Regions from separate parts of the Homo sapiens genome. Here region 2 is linked to region 1. A link is an interaction called in ENCODE POLR2A ChIA-PET data of the cell type or tissue named here. Cell type or tissue: Panc1. All regions are shown on one strand. Each heading gives the region's core, and the rest is flanking DNA. Links, peaks and the distances in the headings are about the cores only.

What was found. ChIA-PET counts read pairs that join two places held together with the same protein. Peaks named below come from ENCODE experiments on the same cell type or tissue, not always from the same donor. Only the 100,000 strongest peaks of a DNase experiment are listed, where the experiment ranks them.
Region 2: POLR2A ChIA-PET joins it to region 1 with 14 read pairs; 3 of 35 experiments call an interaction of 5 or more read pairs at or near these places.

The regions. Positions count from the first base shown.
Region 1 is chr6:134,474,833-134,485,173 of GRCh38, reverse strand. It overlaps CT69 (cancer/testis associated transcript 69), which reads left to right and starts at 6,277. Exons shown (of 5, transcript NR_125852.1): 1 at 6,277-6,971; 2 at 9,949-10,058. The region is part of intron 2 of LINC01010 (long intergenic non-protein coding RNA 1010); the gene reads right to left. In Panc1, for the core only: no CTCF peak of the experiment used is centred there; no DNase peak of the experiment used is centred there.
Region 2 is chr6:134,848,480-134,858,820 of GRCh38, reverse strand. The region is part of intron 2 of LOC101928277 (a long non-coding RNA gene); the gene reads left to right. Among named protein-coding and RNA genes, the nearest start is that of ALDH8A1, 96 kb to the left of the region's middle. RefSeq lists an enhancer at 7,478-8,011. In Panc1, for the core only: CTCF peaks have their summits at 3,710 and 3,915; a DNase peak (open chromatin) is centred at 5,410.

The DNA.
Region 1 (10,341 bases), core at 1,319-9,318:
CGCTGATCTCCTAAGTACCTAATAGCTCCCAGAAATCAAGATTTTTAAAACCTACAGTAATAGGAATGGGGAAAGGACATGACACAAAAGTTCACAAATGGCCCTTAAAGGTATGACAATATTCTGTTTTACTCATGATAAGAAATCAGGCTGGCATGGTGGCTCACCCCTATAATCCCAGCACTTTGGGAGGCTGAGGTGGGCGGATCATTTGAGGCCGGGAGTTCGAGACCAGACAGGCCAGCATGGTGAAACCCCATCTCTACTAAAAATACAAAAATTAGCTGGCCATGGTGGCACACATACAAGGCCTGTAATCTCAGCTACTGGGGAGGCTGAGGCATGAGAATCATTTGAACCTGGGAGGTTGAGTTTGCAGTGAGCCAAGACAGTGCCACTGCACTCCAGCCTGGGCAACAGAGAGAGACCCTGTCTCAAAAAAAAAAAAAAGAAAAAAAGAAAAAAGAAAAAAGAAAAAAAAAGAAATCAAATATTAAAACCACACTAAGAAAACACTTGTCATCTGCTGGATTGGCAAAATCCAGAAGTGTGATACACTTCCTTGGGCAAGGCTGTGTAGGAACAGGTACCCTCAAACATTTATTGGTGGGGGAATAAAATGCTACAACGTTCCAGGAAGAGAGACTGGCAATAGCTATCAACATTACAGATGCATTTACCCTTTAATCCCCCAACATCATGTCTCAGTATCTAGCCATTAGTTACACCTGTACACATAAAAAATAGCACATGAAAAAGGATGCTTCTGGCAGCATTGTTTGCAATAAAAGAGACTGAAAACTACTCAAGAGTCCAACAACTAGGAGACTGGTTGCATAAAATCTAATACATTCAGGTATTAGAATAATCTGCAGCTGTCAAAAAGAGTGAGAAGGATGTCACATATGGACATGGAGAAAGCTCTATGATATATTAAGTGAAAAGAAAGGCAAGGTGTGGAACAGAAAAACCATATCTTTTGTATAAGAGAGAAATAGAAGAATATTCATATGTGTATAACAAAATAGTGTAAAGATAAACAGAAACTCAAATAATAATGTAGAGTGGGCAAAGGAGGAATTTGGTGGATAGAACAGAGAAGGGCAAAATGTCCCAGTGTACCTTCTTAGACAGATTTTTATTTTTATTATTTTTTTTTAGAGTCTTGCTCTGTTGCCCAGACTAGAGTGCAGTGGCATGATTTCAGCTCACTGCAACCTCCACCTCCAGGGTTCAAACGACTCTCCTGTCTCAGCCTCCCGAGTAGCTTAGACTATAGGTGCATGCCACCACAGCCAGCTAATTTTTGTATTTTTAGTAGAGATGGGGTTTCATTATGTTGGCCAGGCTGGTCTTGAACTCATGACCTTAAGTGATCCTCCTGCCTCGGCCTCCCAAAGTGCTGAGATTACAGGCGTGAGCCACCACGCCCGGCCTTAGAGAGTTTTGATTTTTCTTTTTTTCTTTTTTTTTTTAAGACAGAGTCTTACTCTGTTACCCAGGTTGGAGTACAGTGGTGCAATCTCAGCCCACTGCAACCTCCACTTCCTGGGTTCAAGTGATTCTCTTGCCTCAGCCTACTGTGTAGCTGGGATTACAGGTGTGCACCACCATGCCACCATGCCACCATGCCCAGCTAATTTTTGTATTTTTAGTAGCAGAGACAGGGTTTTCCCATGTTAATCAGGCTGGTCTCCAACTCCTGACCTCAGGTGATCTGTCCACCTTGGCCTCCCAAAGTGTTGGGATTACAGGCGTGAGCCACTGCACCTGGCCAGTTTTGAGTTTTGAGCCATGTTCAAAAAATTTTTTTGAAGGGAAAATAAGATATGGGAAATTTTCCAAGAATGTTGTTATTTAGTAAAATAACGCATGGCTTCTGTCTTGCTAGTTGTGGTCTTGGGGGTGGTCACATGTGGGAGAGACTTATCTGGCCAGGAAGACGGGGCAGAGTATAGGGCGTCAGTGCTCACAGAGGCGGCAGCCAGGCCTTAAGCCATCCAGAACGGTCAGGACATTAGCACAGTTTATCTTGGCCCCACGCACGGCCTGATTCCACTCATTGTCTTGGCTCCCTGTGGTAGCTAGCAGGTCATGGGGCTGCCTTGGGAAAAAAAAGTAATGGGCTATCCAGGCAGGTTCCACTCCCCGTAATCTGTCCCTGAGGAAGGTCCCGAGAAACATTAGCAAGACTTTTCTTTGAAATGCCTTTCTATAATTACTTTTTCTGTCTCAGGAAGACAGTTTCATTGCACCTAATCTAAATTTAGGTTTCCTGATTCCATTCCATTCCTCATGGAAACAGTTTGGACGATCCAAATAACGACCGCCTTCACTGATGTTTTAAGGAGGTGAAATTCATACATGATTCCCCTCACCAGAGCTTAAGCTAGCTAAGGGTGAACAGCCTCGAGTGTTTCCCCTGGTAGCCCTGGGGAAACTGGAGCTGTGGACTTGTTCACACTGTTGCTCAAGTTTCCTGACCTTCTGGGGCAATGAGACAAAAAAAAAAAAAAATGACTAGTTCTAGCATTGTCCTTTTAGCTTTGCCTCTAGCATCCTTTAAAAGACCATATTCTCCACAATTCACAGAAATGGAGGACAGCATTAATGTTGACAAAAAGTACAGGTAACTGTCCCAGGGCCCCGACAGATGCCCCTAGGGCCAGATGAAAGTGCTATCTGCCTTAATTCAAACTGTGCAGCGGGGAGATCAAAGACTGAAGGACAGTCACCCCACATTCTGTCCTCTCAGGAATATGCAGCAAACAGTAATGAAAATATATGCCTAACCCAGGTGTATAAGATCCCTCTGCCTTCCAGCTGGCGTGTCCTCTAACTCCTTGCTACTGAAAGCATGGTCTATACATAGACCCTAGGATCAGCCGCACCAGGGAGCTTGTTAAAAATGCAGAGTGTCAGGCCCTACCCCAGATATGCTGAACCAGAATCTGCATTTTAACAAGATCCCCAGGTGACTCACAATCACATTCAAGTTCACAGAAAGCTGCTCTGACCTGTGGGTGCAGGCAGAATGTTACGTCATTCTGGTCTGTGCTCTTCCTTTTACCTGCCCTTCTCTCACGATTGAAACATCTTCCAGGTACGGAGTCTTAGTCCACCCTATAGGTGCATGGGAACCACGGAAGCAAAGGGGTGGGAAGAATCTCCCTTTCCTGGCCATCCTCTCCTCTCCATGTCCACAAAGCAAAACCACCAGTCAGCAGCTCAAAGCAACTATCCCTATTTTGGAAACTGGGGACACGTTTAGGAGCACTTCCTAAACTAGGAGAGGGTAAGTTAAAGCTCTCACCCATTTGAACTCTACCCATCTCAAGATTCCTCTTCTACAGTTCCATCCACCTCCCAGGCATGGGGGCGGCCTTCCTCCCCCCACTCAAAAAGAGCTCTGACGTCTCACTCTTCCTACCATCCTCCCTTCACCCTTGCAATGAGCCATATCTGTGAATTTCTTTCTCAAGTTCTAGGTTTCAGTTAGGCAGGGACTGGTGCTGGTGACTCTAGGGCCCCTTGTTGGTGGTGGAGATGGCACTTCCTGATCTGATTTGCTGCTCAACTTTCGCACCAGTGTGAGTTGCAGATGGATGAGTTCTTCTAACTGGGGGACTTATTAAAATAGTTTCTCATGGAGAGGCAGTTCAGTGTAGTGGATAGAGCAGAGTATGGAGCCAGAATCCTTGAATCAAATCCCAAATCGACCTACAATAGCACCAGGTAGGCACTGGATAAGTATCTGCTATCCTTATATAGGTGCAAATAATGTCTGGAAATATTTCAGAATGCTGCAGGCTTGTGAATTGAAAGAGCAATTTGAAGTGATTATCTGAGAGCTTCATACAGGCTCACTGCAGGGAAAAGTAACATTTATGCTTAGGAGCCCCAAGACCATTTGCAATAGGTAGAGAGGAATCAATGTTTCTTGTTGCTTCTTCCTCAAACTTCATCTCCTGACTTCACAGGTAGGCTTATCACTCCCAGCTTGAATTGCTTATGGACATTGTTTCCCGTTGCTTCTATTCTGTTGTTTTACTTGTCTATCCCAGTGCTCTTTTCCTATTGCAGAAGTTTGTCTAGTGGGCACCTTTACTAACCTCCTTCTTAAAAATGATGTTGGAATACAGAAGTTAACATGAAATAATTTCCACATAATTGTATAACTATAAGGAGTAGAACTCAGGAATCAGAGGAGCTATATACAGATAGACAGGGAATTTCTTTTTTTAAAGGTACACTAATTGTAATACGATCTTTTTTTAATTCAGGAGTACTTAGAATAGATTTCAGCAAATTTGGATCTTTGAGAACAATACTCCTCAAGTTACTAGGTCTTCTGTGTGGTGAGTCAGCCCAGGGGTGACATCCTGCACTGTGTAATTGCTGGCATGGCTTTGGGAACCATTGCCAGGCTGGTTAACTTAGTTTAGGTATTAAGAAGATATGAATTCTAGTTTGACTTGTGCCAAAGCATACAGAAAAGAATAAAAGAAGGTGTTTTTTAAATTTATTTTTGTTTTATTTTATTTTTTACAGAGCCTTGCTTTGTCACCCAGGCTGCTGGAGTACAGTGGCACTATCTCTGCTCACTGCAACCTCCGGCTCCTGGGTTCAAGCGATTCTCCTGTATCAACCTCCTGAGTAGCTGAGATTATAAGCGTGCATCAGCATACCTGGCTAATTTTTGTATTTTTAGTAGAGACAGGGTTTCACCATGTTGGCCAGGCTGGTCTCGAACTCCTGGCCTCAAGTGATCCGCCTGCCTCAGCCTCCCAAATTGCTGGGATTACAGGCGTGAGCCACTATGCCCGGCTGGAAGGAGCTCTTTACTGTCACATCGGTTGCAATTTTTGTGTGGGTTTAGAGCATTTCTAGATTTTCTATGAAATTTGGAAAGTTATTTTTACTTTCTTTAAAATGGTAGAGATGTCTAATGAAGTGAATCTAAAGAAATAGAGAAAAGGACCGTTTGCACAATATAACTATAAAAATTCCAATTTGAAGAAACCAAAAGATCATCTACTACAACAATTTGTAAAATGTTGGCATCCCTTCAGTAGTATCCTTGTTAGAGATTGCTTTATCATATAGCGGGGAAATATACAGCTGTAGGAACCAAATAGACCAGGGTTTAAATATCAGTCCCATCACTTCCTGGCTATTTTAGCTAAGTCAAATTGCTTAATTTCTACTAGCCTCAGTTTTCTTATCAACGAAATGGTGCATAAAAGCTACCCTGTATGTGGCTGGTAAAAATTAAATGAGATTTTATATATATATAAAGCACTTAGCACTATGCCTATGTATACTATAAAAAATGTCATACACACCGGGCACAGTGGTCATGCCTGTAATCCTACCTACTACTTTGGGAGGCTGAGGCAGGAGGATCACTTGAGGCCAGGAGTTCAAGGCCAGCCTGGGCAATATGGTAAGACCCTGTCTCTACAAAAAATTTAAAATTTAGCCAGGCATGGTGGCCCCTGCCTATGGTGTCAGCTGCTCAGGCGGCTGTGGCAAGAGGATCGCTTGAGCTCGGAGGTTGAGGCTGCAATGAGCTGTGATTGCACCACTGCACTCCAGCCTGGGTGACAAAGTGAGACCCTGTCTCAAAAAAAAAAAAAAAAAAACAAATCATACAAAGCACTTAATAAAACTTAAAAGCAAAACCATACAAAACTCTCTGTTCTGTGAGCTTTTTAACTTGCCTACCTACTTTGAAGTGTTGTCATTAGGGATAGAATTATATATTTAAAGCACCTATCACATGGTAGAGACTCATTAAGTTAGAAGGGCCATTATTATTTCTTTCAGATGATCATTCTACATCATTCATTCATTCACCAAATATTTAGGTGGAATTGACTGTGTGCCAGTGGTTTGAGGGAACTCAATGAGTGAGACACTTGTGTTCCTTGTTCAAGTCTGGAGGTGATTGGCTTGAGGTGGTTTGAGTGTGACAGGCAGAGAGAAGCAGAAGTTTGGGGCTAAGTGACAGGTAGGTGTTGGTGCCATTGACTAATCTAGGGCAGGTTGGAGGAAAATAAGACTTTGGGGCAGAAGAGGATGAAGAAGAAATCAAGGGTTCTATTTTTCCTGTGTTAAGTTCAAGATGCTCATGAAACATTCAAGTGGAAGGTCATGGAGGTAGTTGAATATATAAGGCAAGAGAGATTTGACTGGAGAAAACAATGGTTTCATTATGACATATACATGGCATTTAAAGCAACAGAGCTTGATGAGGTGCTGAAGAAAAAGTGTGTAAAAGAGAAGAGAGGTCCAAACTGAAATCTGAGGAGCCTCAACATTCAGAACTCAACTGGGCGCTGTGGCTCAAGCCTGTAATCCCAGCACTTTGGGAGGACGAGGCAGGCAGAACACCTGAGGTGAGAAGTTTGAGACCAGCCTGGCCAACATGGCCAAACCTTGTCTCTACTGAAAATATAAAAATTAGCCAGGCATGGTGGCGAGCGCCTGTAATCCCACCTACTCTGGAGGCTGAGGCAGAAGAATCTCTTGAACCTGGAAGGCGGAGGTTGCAGTGAGCCGAGATCACACCACTGCCCTCCAGCCTGGGCGACAGAACAAGACTCCGTGTCAGAAAAAAAAAAAGAAAAGAAAAGAAAAAGAAAAAGAAAAGAACTCGGTGGAGCACAAGTAGCTGAGTAATGCCCCAGAAGCCGGCATCATTGTTGGACAGCTCAGATGTTCAGGATGTTTCATTTTGAGCCTACCTCATTGGAATTTCAAAATATTGGCCTCTTTGGAGCAATACAGAGCAAGTCTGTTCCTTCAAGTAGATGAAAAGCTCCCTGCATGTCTTCCATTGGACTTCTCCCCTTTAGCTTAAAAATATCCACAGTCCTGAAACATGGCTCAGAAGCAGATATTACCCAAACCCTACTCTTAAAGCTCGGCCAGCCAGCCACATGCAGGACCCTGAAGCAAATAAGAGGGTAAGTACAAGGAAAACAGATGAATCACTTTGAAAACCCACTGCTGTTGTCTGAATGAAGCATGACTGTGGCTACAACAAACAGCAGTTGTATAAAGCAAGGTCTTTCAGAGAAAACCGTAAGACAAAGAGAGCACATTCTACAGTCAGTTGTGCTTCAAGCAGTATCTTTAAAATTATGGAGTAGGAAGGCATGTGCTAGTGATGTCAAAGCAACTGCAAACCAGCAGGACTTCAACTAGAATTTAGTCAGATGTTCATGTTTCCTCCTGGAGTTCATTATTCCAGATAATTCATTTGTCTTTGCTCAATTTTTGTTTTTTGTTTTTGTTTTTGTTTTAAAAGACAGGGTCTCAGGCCAGGCGTGATGGCTCATGGCTGTAATACCAGCACTTTGGGAGGCTGAGGCAGGCAGGTCATTTGAGGTAGGGAGTTTCAGACCAGCCCAGCCAACATGGTGAAACCCCATTTCTACTAAAAATACAAAAATTAGCCGGGCGTGGTGGTGAGCACCTGTAATCCCAGCTATTCAGGAGGCTGAGGCAGGAGAATCGCTTGAATCCAGGAGGTGGAGGTTGCAGTGCGCCAAGATCGCACCACTGCACTCCAGCCTGGGTGACAGAGTGAGATTCCGTCTCAAAAAAACAAAAAAAAGACAGGGTCTCACTTTGTCACCCAGGCTGGAGTGCAGTGGCTTTTTTTTTGTTTTTAGACGGAGTTTCGCTCTTGTCACTCAGGCTGGAGTGCAATGGCACGAACTTGGCTCACTGCAACCTCTGACTCTCGGGTTCAAACAATTCTCCTGCCTCAGCCTCCCAAGTAGCTGGGATTACAGATGCCCACCAGCTTATTAAGCACACACAGCTTATTTTTGTAGGGATGGAGTTTAATCATTTTGGCCAGGCTGGTCTCGAATTCCTGACCTCAGGTGATCCATCTGCCTCGGCCTCCTAAAGTGCTGGGATTACAGGCATGAGCCACTGCTCCCAGCCTAGTGCAGTGGCTTGATCATAGCTCACTGATGCCTCGACCTCCTAGGCTCAAGCAGTCCTCCCACCTCAGTCTCCTAAGTAGCTGGGACTCAAGGTGCATGCCACCACGTCCAGCTCAGTTTGGTTTTGATTTCCATTTCACAACTCTGATATAGTGCGTTTGTTACTCAGCTATGTAACTTTATATTTGAATATCCATTAATTGACTTTGACATCACCCCAAGCTTTGCCCTCCACTCTTAATTTAGGATCCAATATTTACCTACTACTTTAGTTCTTACCTAGGTTTTGGTCCTGCTGTATCCTGACATATCTAGGGAAAGCCACATGCAAAAACGAATACTGCAGGTAAACACTCCAGCCATTATCCAAAGGTCATATTTTACAGATGTGCTCTGTGTGGAACTGGAAATTGATCTGCATTCATTTTTCAGACACCTCTGCATATATAACAGTGTTGGTACCTAGTAATTTCCCGAGCAAGAGACAGCTGATAATCAAAGTGTTTGGACTGCTCCTGCCTGACAGAACTGTGAGATATGGTCTCCACATCTAGGTACTAAGTATCTGACCAGATAGATTGTTGAGGTAGTTCTACTCAGGGTACTATGATGCAGGTCTGGAATTTACTTCTCTTTGTGATGTTAACCATCACCCAACCATGGGACCACTGGTGTGAGTCTTTCCACCTTTCTAAGGTTCACTCCCTCATTAGCATCTCATCCTAAGGACACCTTCTACCTCCTTGTCCTCTAAGCAATGCTTTTCAAACCCTACAGACCAGTGCCTGCATCAGAATAATGAGGAAGGGCTTTTGGAATACTATGCAGCCATGTCCCTCTGCAGGGACATGGATGAAGCTGGAAACCGTCATTCTCAGCAAACTAACATAAGAACAGAAAACCAAACACCACATGTCCTCACTCATAAGTGGGAGTTGAACAATGAGAATACATGGACACGGGGTAGGGGCATCACACACTGAAGCCTGTCGGCGGGTTGGGGGCTGGGGGAGGGAAGACATTAGGAGAAATAACTAATGTAGATGACAGGGTTGATGGCTGCAGCAAACCACCATGGCACGTGCATACCTATGTAACAAACCTGCACGTTCTGCACATGTACCCCAGAACTTAAAGACTTAAAGTATATATATATATATATACACATATATATATACATATATATGTATATATACATCTATACATATATATGTATATATATACATATAGTATATATAGTATATATATACACATATAGTATATATATAGTATATATATACACATATAGTATATATATAGTATATATATACACATATAGTATATATATAGTATATATATATACATATAGTATATATATAGTATATATATATACATATAGTATATATATAGTATATATATATACATATAGTATATATATGATATGAATATTATATTCTTCAGGAGATTTTGATTCAATAGGCCTCAGATGAGGCTAAAACCCTACCTTTTCTAATGTTCCTTGTATGATTCTGATGAGTAACCAGGTTGGGAATCACACTTACAGAAAGTCCAAGTCAGGAACAGGAGGTTATGACTTCCTGGGCCACTTCTTCTCTCTGGTCTCACTCTATCTGGTTAGCTTCATCCAGTAAGCCCTTTGGTCAGTTTGTTCCCATTCTGACCATTATGATTCCTCATAATGGTTCTGTTCTAATTCTCCTGACTTAATGGACTCATTGGTCATTCCAGATGCTCTGATCCTAATAATCCTTTTGATACTCTGTTCTAATTTACTAAGAAGAGTCACCAATTTTGTTTCTGTGGTTTGGTATGAAATAAGGTGGCAGAAACAGCACTCTCCAAATATCCATGCACTCCTGACATTTTTCAGCAGCCCACATTACTAATTCTGGCTGAGGGATTGGGAGCAGAAGAGACACGTGTCATCTCTGAGTTGAGGCTGTTAAGAGCTGGTGCAACTTTCCATTCTTCTCTTCCCCTCTAGCAGTGACCTGAGAAGCTACGTATTGACACGGCGCTACCACGGGTGGAGGAGCCTGCATTGCTGAATCACAGGATGAAGGCGAATCCCTGCCAGCCTCCATCCATCTCTGGGTGAGCAATAAATAAACTGCTTGCTGAGCTACAGAAATTTCAGGGTTGATTTGTTACCACAGCATGGCCTACCCTGTCCAGGACTAAACAAAACTGATTTCTTGGTAAAATGCTGCCAAGATAACGAAGCCGACCCATCACGACCCAATTTCCTAATTTCTTCTTCTCTTTCCTTTCCAAATAGCACATAGCGGACACCCATTGGAAACCGCAAAGACAAAATAATGCTAGTTACAAGGGATGAAACAGCTCATTAGTGAAAGAAAAAGTAGCTCCACTTAAA
Region 2 (10,341 bases), core at 1,085-9,084, 370 kb before region 1:
TGATATGGTTTGTCTGTGTCCCCACCCAAATCTCATCTTGAATTGTAGTTCCCATAATCCCCACATGTTGTGGGAGGGACCTGGTGGGAGGTAATTGAAGCATGGGGGCGGTTACTTCCATGCTGCTCTCGTGATAGTGAGTTCTCACGAGAGCTGATGGTTTTATAAGGGGCTTTCCCCCCTCACTTTGCTCCGCACTTCTCCTTGCTGCCACCGTGTGAGGAAGGATATGTTTGCTTCTCCTTCTGCCATGATTATAAACTTCTTGAGGCCTCCCAGCCCTGCGGAACTGTGAGTCAATTAAACCTCTTTCCTTTATAAATCACCCAGTCTCAGGTATTTCTTCATAGCAGCATGAGAATGGACTAATACACACATAATATTAATCATCACACTCTACCAACTGAATTAACTGTTATTTCCGTGACTGGCCTACTTATATCTAGGTGCATAATAACCATTGTTATTTTAAGATATATACACGCAATTCTACTTTAGCAAGCGTTTGAAAAGTTATTGTGTATCTTATGAACACAACATAGGGAATAAAGGGGAAAATAGGGTTTTATCTTTGAGAAATTTGTCATCTAGGTATAATCCTGTGATTAAACTACTCACTGAAACACCTCGAAGAGAATTCAAAGGCAAGGCAATGATTTAGGTCAACTCAGTATATAGATTCTAAGGGGTCTTAAAGCGGGGCAGTAAGAAATCCTCAGGAAAAACTTCAGGTACGTTTTGAGGCTACATTAAAAAATAAACCCCATAGCAAGTGACTTGATGGGGACCAGGAGGTGGGAATTCCCGTCAGACATGAGCAATATCTGTAGAGATGTCCAAAGCATAGTGTGGAGGTCTGGTTGATGGAACAGGTGGTGCTGTCTTGGAGGGAGAAGCTGCTGAGAAACAGGTAAGGTGGGCCATGAGCCAGCAACATGGGAATTCAATGTAGTTGCAGAGAGGTTTTAAATTGAGAGGTGGCTTCTCACAGTAGAGAACTGACATTCACTGAGGACTTCTAATTGAACTAAAGGGAAGAGCAGCTGTGTCCAATAAACAGCATTCTTACTGCAATAGTTTTTCTTTTAAAGCTCTGAGAGCTGTTCCTCCTTATAATGTTAGCCTATGTCTGTCTTTGAAAACTATACATTTTTTTCCTGAGGGTAATTGAGAATCTGCTATATATAAAGGTAATCATTTTAACCTTAAAATGTTTATATCATTATGCCTCACGTTGTCTATAGTAACATGCTTAATTCCCTTTCCTATGTCAGTGGCTCCAAATTGCTTCAAGAATACCTCTGGGGGTGGGGAAGAATCCTCCTGTTTCACAAGTTGGGCTTCTATCTAAAACAGGGCTTCTATCAAAAAGCAAAAATTGGACCAGCTTTAACATTATTTAGTCTGAAATTTAGATTTGATTATTATTTAGTTCATGGTTTAGTCTAGAAGACAGTGTACCTTAAAAAGAACAATTTATTTCATTATTTCACGTAAGTCAACATAAAACATTGTTTGAAGAAAGGGATTCCTGATTTTTAAAAATGACCACAGGTTAAAATTAATAGTTATAGAGAAAATAAAAACCAGCTTAATAAAGCTCAGAAAATTTGTGCATGCATGTGTTGAGGGGTGAGGAGAGAGGGAAGGAGAGAAAACTGATAGAGATATTTGATTTACCAGAGCATTTGGCTAGATAATCTTATCTATTATATCTATAAAACACGAAAGGAAACACAGCTGTACATTTTTACAAGTGGTATATACTCAGAAAGGCCCAAACTAGCCATCAAGTTCAAGGGGTTAGAGGGAAAACCTAAGAAGTTAATGTTTTAATTTTTCTGATTTCTTTTTTTTTTTTGAGACAGTCTTGCTCTGTTGCTCAGGCTGGAGTGCAATGGCACAATCTCAGCTCACTGTAACCTCTGCCTCCCAGGTTCAAGTGATTCTCCTGCCTCAGCCTCCCAAGTAGCTGGGACTATAGGCACGCACCACCATACCTGGCTAATTTTTGTATTTTTTTTTTTTTAAGTAGAGATGGGGTTTCACAATATTGGCCAAGCTGGTCTCGAACTCCTGACCTTGTGATCCGCCTGCCTCGACCTCCCAAAGTGCTGGGATTACAGGCATGAGCCACAGTGCCCAATCAATTTTTCTGATTTCTATCAGCAATATGTTCAAAAAGCAAAACTTGGACCAGCTTTAACATTATTTAGTCTGAAATTTAGTTTTGATTATTATTTAGTTGATGGTTTAATCTAGAAGACACTGTATCTTAAAAAGAATAATTTATTTCTTTATTTTACATAAGTCAGTTACTCCTTTGGGAGCCTGCAAAATAAGGTTGCGATGTGTTAACAGAGACCCTAGGTTGGAAACTCCTAACTTTCTAGCCAAATCTCACTATCTTTTTGTTCCTATAATTTAAAATGTTATTTTAATGACTAGAAATCCATTTCAGATACTCTGGCTGATTGTATTTTTTTTTTTCCAGACAGAGTTCTCACTCTGTCGCCAGGCTGGAGTGCAGTGACGATCTTGGCTCACTGCACCATCCACCTCCTGGGTTCAAGCAATTCTCCTGCCTCAGCTTCCTGAGTAGCTGGGACTACAGGTGTGCGCCACCATGCCGAGCTAATTTTTGTATTTTTAGTAGAGACGGGTTTCCACCACGTTGGTCAGGATGGTCTTGATTTCTTGACCTCGTGATCCGCCTGCCTTGGCCTCCCAAAGTGCTGGGATTGCAGGTGTGAGCCACCACCCCAGCCAGCTGATAGTATTTCTAACCCCTCTTCTCTCCCAAAAACTTTATGTAGTCAGTGGTTGTCATCGGATGGTTTTGCCCCCTAGAAAATATTTGGCGTCTGGGGGCATTTTTGCTCGTTACAGTCAAGGGAGTTGATATGGTTTGGCTCTTTCCCCCCACTGCCCCAAATCTCATCTGGAACTGTAATCCCTATGTGCCGAGGGAGGGACCTAGTGGGAGGTGATGGATCATGATTGCTGTTCTCATGATAGTGAGTTCTCATGAGATCCAGTGGTTTAAAAGTGTTTGGCAATTCCTGCCTCGCTCACTCTCTCTGTTACCACCATGTAAGACGTGCCTTTCTTCCCCTTTGGCTTTCACCGTGATTGTAAGTTTCCTGAGGCTTCTGCAGCCATACAGGGCTGTGAGTCAATTAAACCTCTTTTGTTTATAAGTTACCCAGTCTCCGGTAGTATCTTTATAGCAGTGTGAGAATGGACTAATACAGGAGTGCTACTGGGATCTAGTGGGAAGAGGCAGGGAAGCTGCTAAATAGCCTACAATGTACAGAAGAGCCCCCGACAAAGAATTATCCAGCTGAGTTCTAAGGATGGGAAATTCTGGTCTAAATAGATCTATCAGGTCCCATTTTGTATTAGGTGTCTGATTGGTTGTCCATTTTTCAATGCATTCTTTGCTGTAAAAAAAAAAAAACAAAAGGCAGCATCTGTGATCTCAGCAGAAAAAAAAAATTGCATGCAAGTATTTAGCCTACTTTCAAATTATAAATGTCATGCTTCTTTTAAATAGTCTTAAAATAAATCATTCCTGGGATTGCAAGTAACATTAACAGAGGCCTTCTTTCCCCCAAGAGAGAAAATCCTGATTAAGGAATTTCTAAGTAGTGAGAATAGCAGATTCATGAATTCCACATTAAAAGGCACTTTGGTGCTTAATACATTTCCTCTACTGAACTTTAGTATGGGATTGTTGACAATTCTCATCTGATACTCAGTAAAAAATGATCACTCTAATTATTTGAAAAGTGGAGAGCAGTTTATGTAAAACTCCCCCACCTGCTCTTAGTATCACCAGTGTAAATGATAATAACCCACCCATAAACCTCGTTCTTACTGGATTCAAGGAGAAACTTTGTGTTTTGGCCTCCAAGTGGCAGCAACAGCCTCCCTGAAGGCAGCAAATTGAGTGTCAGAGTGTCAGTGGGTGCTCAATGACATCTGACCTGGATGAATTGCTTCCCTAACTCTCAGTATGTCAGAGGGAAACCTGCACCCCCATGTTTATTGCAGCACTATTCACAATAGCCATAATATGGAATCAACCTAAGTGTCCGTCAGTGGATACACAGATAAGGAAGATGTGGTACCTATCCACAATAGAATAGCACTCAGCCATAGAAAAGAATGCAGTCCTGTCATTTGCAGCAACACGGATGGAACTGCAGGTCATTATGTTAAGCCAGGCATAGAAAGGCAAGCATTACATGTTTTCACTCGTGTAGGAGCTAAAAAATGTTAATTGCATAGTGTAGAGAGTAGAATGATTATTACCAGAGGCTGGGAAGGGTGTGTGTGGGGTGGGTGATGGGAGAGATGGGAATGAAGAAAGGTTGGTTAATGGGTACAAACATACAGTTAGATAGAAGGAATAAGTTCTAGCAGTCTATAGTACAATAGAGTGACTATAGTTAACAACAATATATTGCATATTTCAAAATAACTAGAAGACTTGGAATGTTCCCAGTACAAATAAATCATAAATGTTTGAGGTGATAGCTATCCTGATTACCCTGATTTGATCATTATGCATTGTACACATACCTCAAAATACACATGTACCCCATAAACATGTACAAATTATGTATCAATAAAATTTTTTAAAGTTTCCTTTATTGTAGCAATGATCAGCATTTTCTCCCGGTCCACCTGGGATGCTCCAACTGATAAAAGCTCATGAACATAAGCGAAGGGGGTGAGATTTTCATCTCTGAGCATTTGCAGTAAGAGCATGCTTAAGAAATTAAAAGTTACATTTCTTACAAGTAAAGAGAAGGGATGTCCAAAACAGCCCACTGAGAGCTGTTTGCTTAACTTCAAGTTCGCTTGACCTTGTTTTGACATCATCTGTGTGCTCTTATCTGCCTCATGATGATAATTTTTTCATCAGCTCCTGCAAAATATTCTGACTACAATGAAAGCTGACCTATCTTGTTTTGTTCAAATGGATTGGGAAACAAAACCATTAGGAAATCTCGGGGATAGAAATGAAGCCGAAATGGATTAACATTTGTTTTTAATTCATGAGTTCTATCGGTCTGGGTCACTGTGTATCAACTGGAAATGCAGGCTACATTTATTTAATCCCAAAGGTAGTTTAAACGTGTTTATATGTATATTCTGTGATTCACAGAGCTGTTTCTGAGCTTTTACAGTGTGCTTTGAAGTTTCAGTGCTTGAGAGGTGATAAAACAAGGTGACACCCAGCTTTAAGAGGAGGTACAGTATGTACAGTAGGCCTCTTGTCCCTTTCAAACTGTGCTGGGTTGGAACGTGACCTCACTGCTATCAGCCTCAGTACCATAAAAGAATGAATGTCCAGAGATCATCACTGGGTCCTTTGATAAAGAGGGCTGATTTAGAATAAAGAAATCCCAGTCAGCCTGAGTAATCATGTAATCAGAGAAACCACATGGGCAAGGAGAGGGAATTCTTAGCTACTGGCATGAGAGGCAAAGTCCACTCGGGTGACAACACAACCTTTCCTAGACCCTCAAATATGGAAGTGCAGCAAGTGACCCATAAAAGTGGAACCTAACACTAGGTCCATTTTATAATTAGCTTGCTCTTACTCAGGTACCAGTCACACAGCTTATGTTTCATGCTCTGCCTTCTCCTTCCTGTGGCTTGACTGTTAGCCAGCTTGGAGCTTAATGCCTTCAGAAACATGGTGGTTTTCCTGGAGAGATGATAGAATGTTCTGCCCCTGTGACAATTAAAAAGGAAGGGGCCAGGCACGGTGGTTGACGCCTATAATCTCAGCACTTTGGGAAGCGGAGGCGGGTGGATTGCCTGAGGTCAGGAGTTCGAGACCAGTCCGCCCAACATGGTGAAACTTCACCTGTAATCCCAGCTACTCGGGAGGTTGAGGCAGGAGAATTGCTTGAACCTGGGAGAAGGAAGTTGCAGTGAGCCGAGATCGTGCCATTGTACTCCAGCCTGGGTGACAAGAGCAAAACTGTCTCCAAAAAAAAAAAAAAAAAAGGTGATAAGTACACCTTTGTTCTTTAATCTCTATTGCTACATAAAAGAATACTTTCATATGTATCTGTATTTATTCATTTAGAGACAGAGTCTCGCTCTGTTGCCCAGGCTGAAGTGCAGTGGTGCAATCTTGGCTCACTGCAACCTCTGCCTCCCTGGTTCAAGGGATTCCCCTACCTCAACCTCCCGAGTAGCTGGGACTACAGGTGCGTGCCACCACGCCCAGCTAATTTTTTTGTATTTTTAGTGGACATGGGGTTTCACTATGTTGGCCAGGCTGGTCTTGAACTCCTGACCTCAAGTGATCTGCCCACCTTGGCCTTTCAAAGTGCTGGGATTACAGGTGTAAGCCACTGCACCCAACCTTTACTTTTCATATTTAATCCTGTCTCTGCTTGACTGAAGACCAGTGGCTTTCTGGAATTTTTACTCAATTCTCAGACCACTTATTGATGAACGGAAGCTCAGTGGGCCAGAAGTCACCACTTGCTTTTCCCTTCCTGGACCTCAGTCTGAGTGTGGGAGCTTATCCCAGAGAGGCTTGATTTTGATGCTACATTCTCACATAAATTCATCAGTCAGAGAAATTCTGGTAAATTCTTAGAGCCGGAGGAGTCTGGGGGATTGTCGTTGTTTTACATTTGAAGAAGTTCAGGACAAATAAGAGTAGTTGTCTAAAGTCACAAGGACATTGAATGAATGAGTCAAGATTTGCTTGAGGTGTTTTGGGTCCCAGTGTATCAGTCTTTTTACCACACTGCCTGAACAAAATTATGTAGTCTCATGTTTGGGCAATGCAAAAAAACATCATAGTGAAACAAATATTCACAGTGAATTATATTCAGGTGCCCAGAAGTCTCAGCTACAAAATATAAATTTATTTTAGCATGGTTTCCATGAACATATATCTTCAATAGGCTTTTCTGAAACTAGACCCCTAATTGTGTCACCGAGATGGGCGGGCTGTTCCCCATCAGCGCACCATGGCTCATTGGCTGCTTGTGGGAAGTGTCCTGAAGGTCCAGAGGTTGACACCGCCTGCCTTCTGTTAACTCACGGCTGGTCATGTTACCCTACTTCTGGCTATAACCTCCTCCCTTCCATGCTGCGATTCTCCACAAGATCTCAGGGATTTGAGAAACCAATACAACATACTTTTGTTTTCTTCCAAATTGAGAATGAGTTTGAGATGTCTTTTATTCTGCATTATTTGTTTCTAAGTGCAATATTGAGGTTTACCCCCTTATAAGCAATTAAATAGCATCTCTCAGGCTAAGAGATGACTCCAGGATATTTTAAAGCAAGAACTACTGGCTGGGCACGGTGGCTCACGACTGTGATTCCAGCACTTTGGGAGGCCGAGGTGGGTGGATCACTTGAGGCCAGGAGTTTAAGACCAGCCTGGCCAATTTGATGAAACCCTGTCTCTACTAAAAATACAAAATAATTAAAGAACCACTGCTCATGTGATTTAAGCCCATGGGGATTCTTAACTGGGCCTGTTATGAGTTTTACAAAGAGTTTATCATTTCATGAAGCTTCTACCGTAAGTCTCCTTCTATAGGTCAGGTCTGAAGGAGGGAGTCCCCTAGCAGGGAAGATTCGTAGTCAGTAATGAGACTTAGTCGTCAGGGTACTCTGCCGACCTTTGTGGAAAATGCGGAAGGGGGAGGCTGGAACAATAGGCCTGCTGCTCTGCATCTCTGTTGTGTTACGTGGGATGGAAAATGAACTTCAAAGCCTAACATGTTTCAAAACCCGAATCAAGCTGAGCCTCCTCCTGTCAGCCCACTGAGAGGCTGTTACCACAAGCAGATGCAGCTGATGCTTTATTATTTTGCAGGGAAGGGGTGGAGGGATCCTATTATTTTGCTTCCAAAGTGTAAAGCGTTCTTTTATGGTTGTGTCATCCTCACAAAAGGCCACATATTTGTATGATTCCATGTATATGAAGTGTCCCAAATAGGCAAATCCACAGGGACAGAAAGCAGACTCATGGGTGAGAGGGGACGGCGGAAGGGGTAGGGAGTGACTTCTATCGGGTAGGGCTTCTTTTTGGGGTCATATGGAACATCCTGAATTAGATAGTGGTGGGGTTGCACAATATAGAAAATATGCAAAAAACAATGAGCTGTTTACTTTTAGATGGTGAATTTCATGCTTTGTGAATTATATCTCTAAAAAATTAATATATAGTTGTGCCATCTTAAGATGAGAACGGGTGAAAAGTGACGGCTCTGCAATGCTCTGGATGACAATCGTGGCAGCTCGTGTTTATTGTGTACCAATCACTGTTCTAAGAGCCTGACCTGTGCTCACCCATTTAACCCTCACAGCAGCCCCTGAGGTGGATACTATCACTACTCCCATTTTACAGATGAGGGGACCAAGGCACAGAACAGTCCTGTGACTCATTCAATGCAACACAGCAGGAGCATGGCAGAGTCAGGCGCCTCACCTGGCAGTCTGGCTCCCAGGTCTGCCTCTGGCCTGCAGCGCAGCACCCCTTCTGGATTCCAGCAAGGTCACTGCAGGCAGGATACTGAAAAGACCATCAGAGAGTTCACATGAATGTGGGAGCTTAAGGTGACCCAGTCTTGAGTGTTGGCATGGGCTTCGTCTGCAGCAAAGGTCATTTGCACAAACAGATTAGCCCACCTAACTGTTGTGCCATCACAGTGGCTGACGTCAATGTCAATTCACCCTATTTGTTCAGAGCTGGGGCACACAGGTGTTTCTCACTGCAGATTGGTCTGTACCCATAAGCCTCTACCTCTCCAGGAGAACTTCCAGTGGGTGGGAGGGACAAACAAGCTTGGCACTCACTTCTGATGCAATATTGGCAGCTGTCTCAATGCATGCTGACCTTAAAGGTTATTATGAGCACAAAATACCATCCAATTTAGGTCCTCTGTAAGAAATAGACTAAAGCAATTTTGCAAATTGTTTTATGCTTTAAAATCAGACATCTGATCTCTGGGTGCAAGAAAAATGAGTCACTTTGAAGATCTTTAAAATGACCTTCACTTTAAGTCAATAATGCATAGAAATAATGCTCTAGCTACTTTCTATTTTGTTGAATACTTCAAAATATATAACGTCCAGTCTTCTAATTTATCCTTAGATTTCCCTTCTTCTTTCTTTCCTCCCTCCCCCCTCCCCCCCAACAAGTGAAACATAGGTACATGCTTGGCACCTGGTGCTCTAAGCCATGTGAACTGAGAGGTGAGATAGGGTACTGGGTAAGAAGAGTACAAGGACTAGCACAAACCCATTGCATGGGTTTGAAGCCCTGTGTGGCTACTCATCACCCGTATACCCTTGGGCAGGTTTATTTAGACTCTCCTTGCTTCCATTAGAAAGTGGAAGTGTGGGCTGGGGGCGGTGGCTCATGCCTGCTGTAATCCCAGCACTTTGGGAGGCCGAGGCAGGTGGATCACTTGAGGTCAGGAGTTCAAGACCAGCCTGGCTAACATGGTGAAACCCTATCTGTACTAAAAATACAAAAATTGGCCGGGCATGGTGGTGTACACCTGTAATCCCAGCTACTTGGGAGGCTGAGGCAGGAGAATTGCTTGAACCTGAAGGTGGAGGTTGCAGTGAGCCGAGATCACACTATTGCCTTCCAGCCTAGGCAACAGAGAGAGAGACTCCATCTCAAAAAAAAAAAAAAAAAAAAAAAGAGGTGTAAAATGGTGACAATCACAACACCTACCTCAGAGTGTCGTTGTGAAGTTTAAATGGCCCAGCAAGTACAAAACACTTAAGGTGGGCATTAAGGCCTTCATTATACCTGCGATTTATCTTAAATCTAGATACTTCAGTCTGATAAATGAACAATTAAAATGGCAACAGTAAGTCAGACATTTATTTGTGCCAATCCTTGTACTCTTCAGAGTGTGTTCCATTCACGACGTCATTTGATTATAATATAGTCCCCATTTGACCTATGGGGAAATCAGAAGAGTGAGAGGGGTTTGTTCAACATCACACAAGGAATTCATGTCTTAGCTGCTCCAGAACTCAATTTTCCTTATTCCTCAGCCAGTTTTATTTATTCTCAAAAATATTTTTATATAATTTTCATTAATTTCTTAGTGAGAAATTTACAAGAAAAAGAGAGTGTGTTTCAGGATTCAAAAATATTTGAAGATCAAACAACAGAGGCACATTGTTGGAGGGACAGAACTCAGGTCCAGAGCTCCAGCTTCTCTGAGTCCACAGCTGCTAGAGAAAGCCCCTGTTGGGCACTGTTTGTTCACGGATTACAGATTGTTGGAGCTTGTAGCAGTATCTGGTATAGTCAATCTTAAC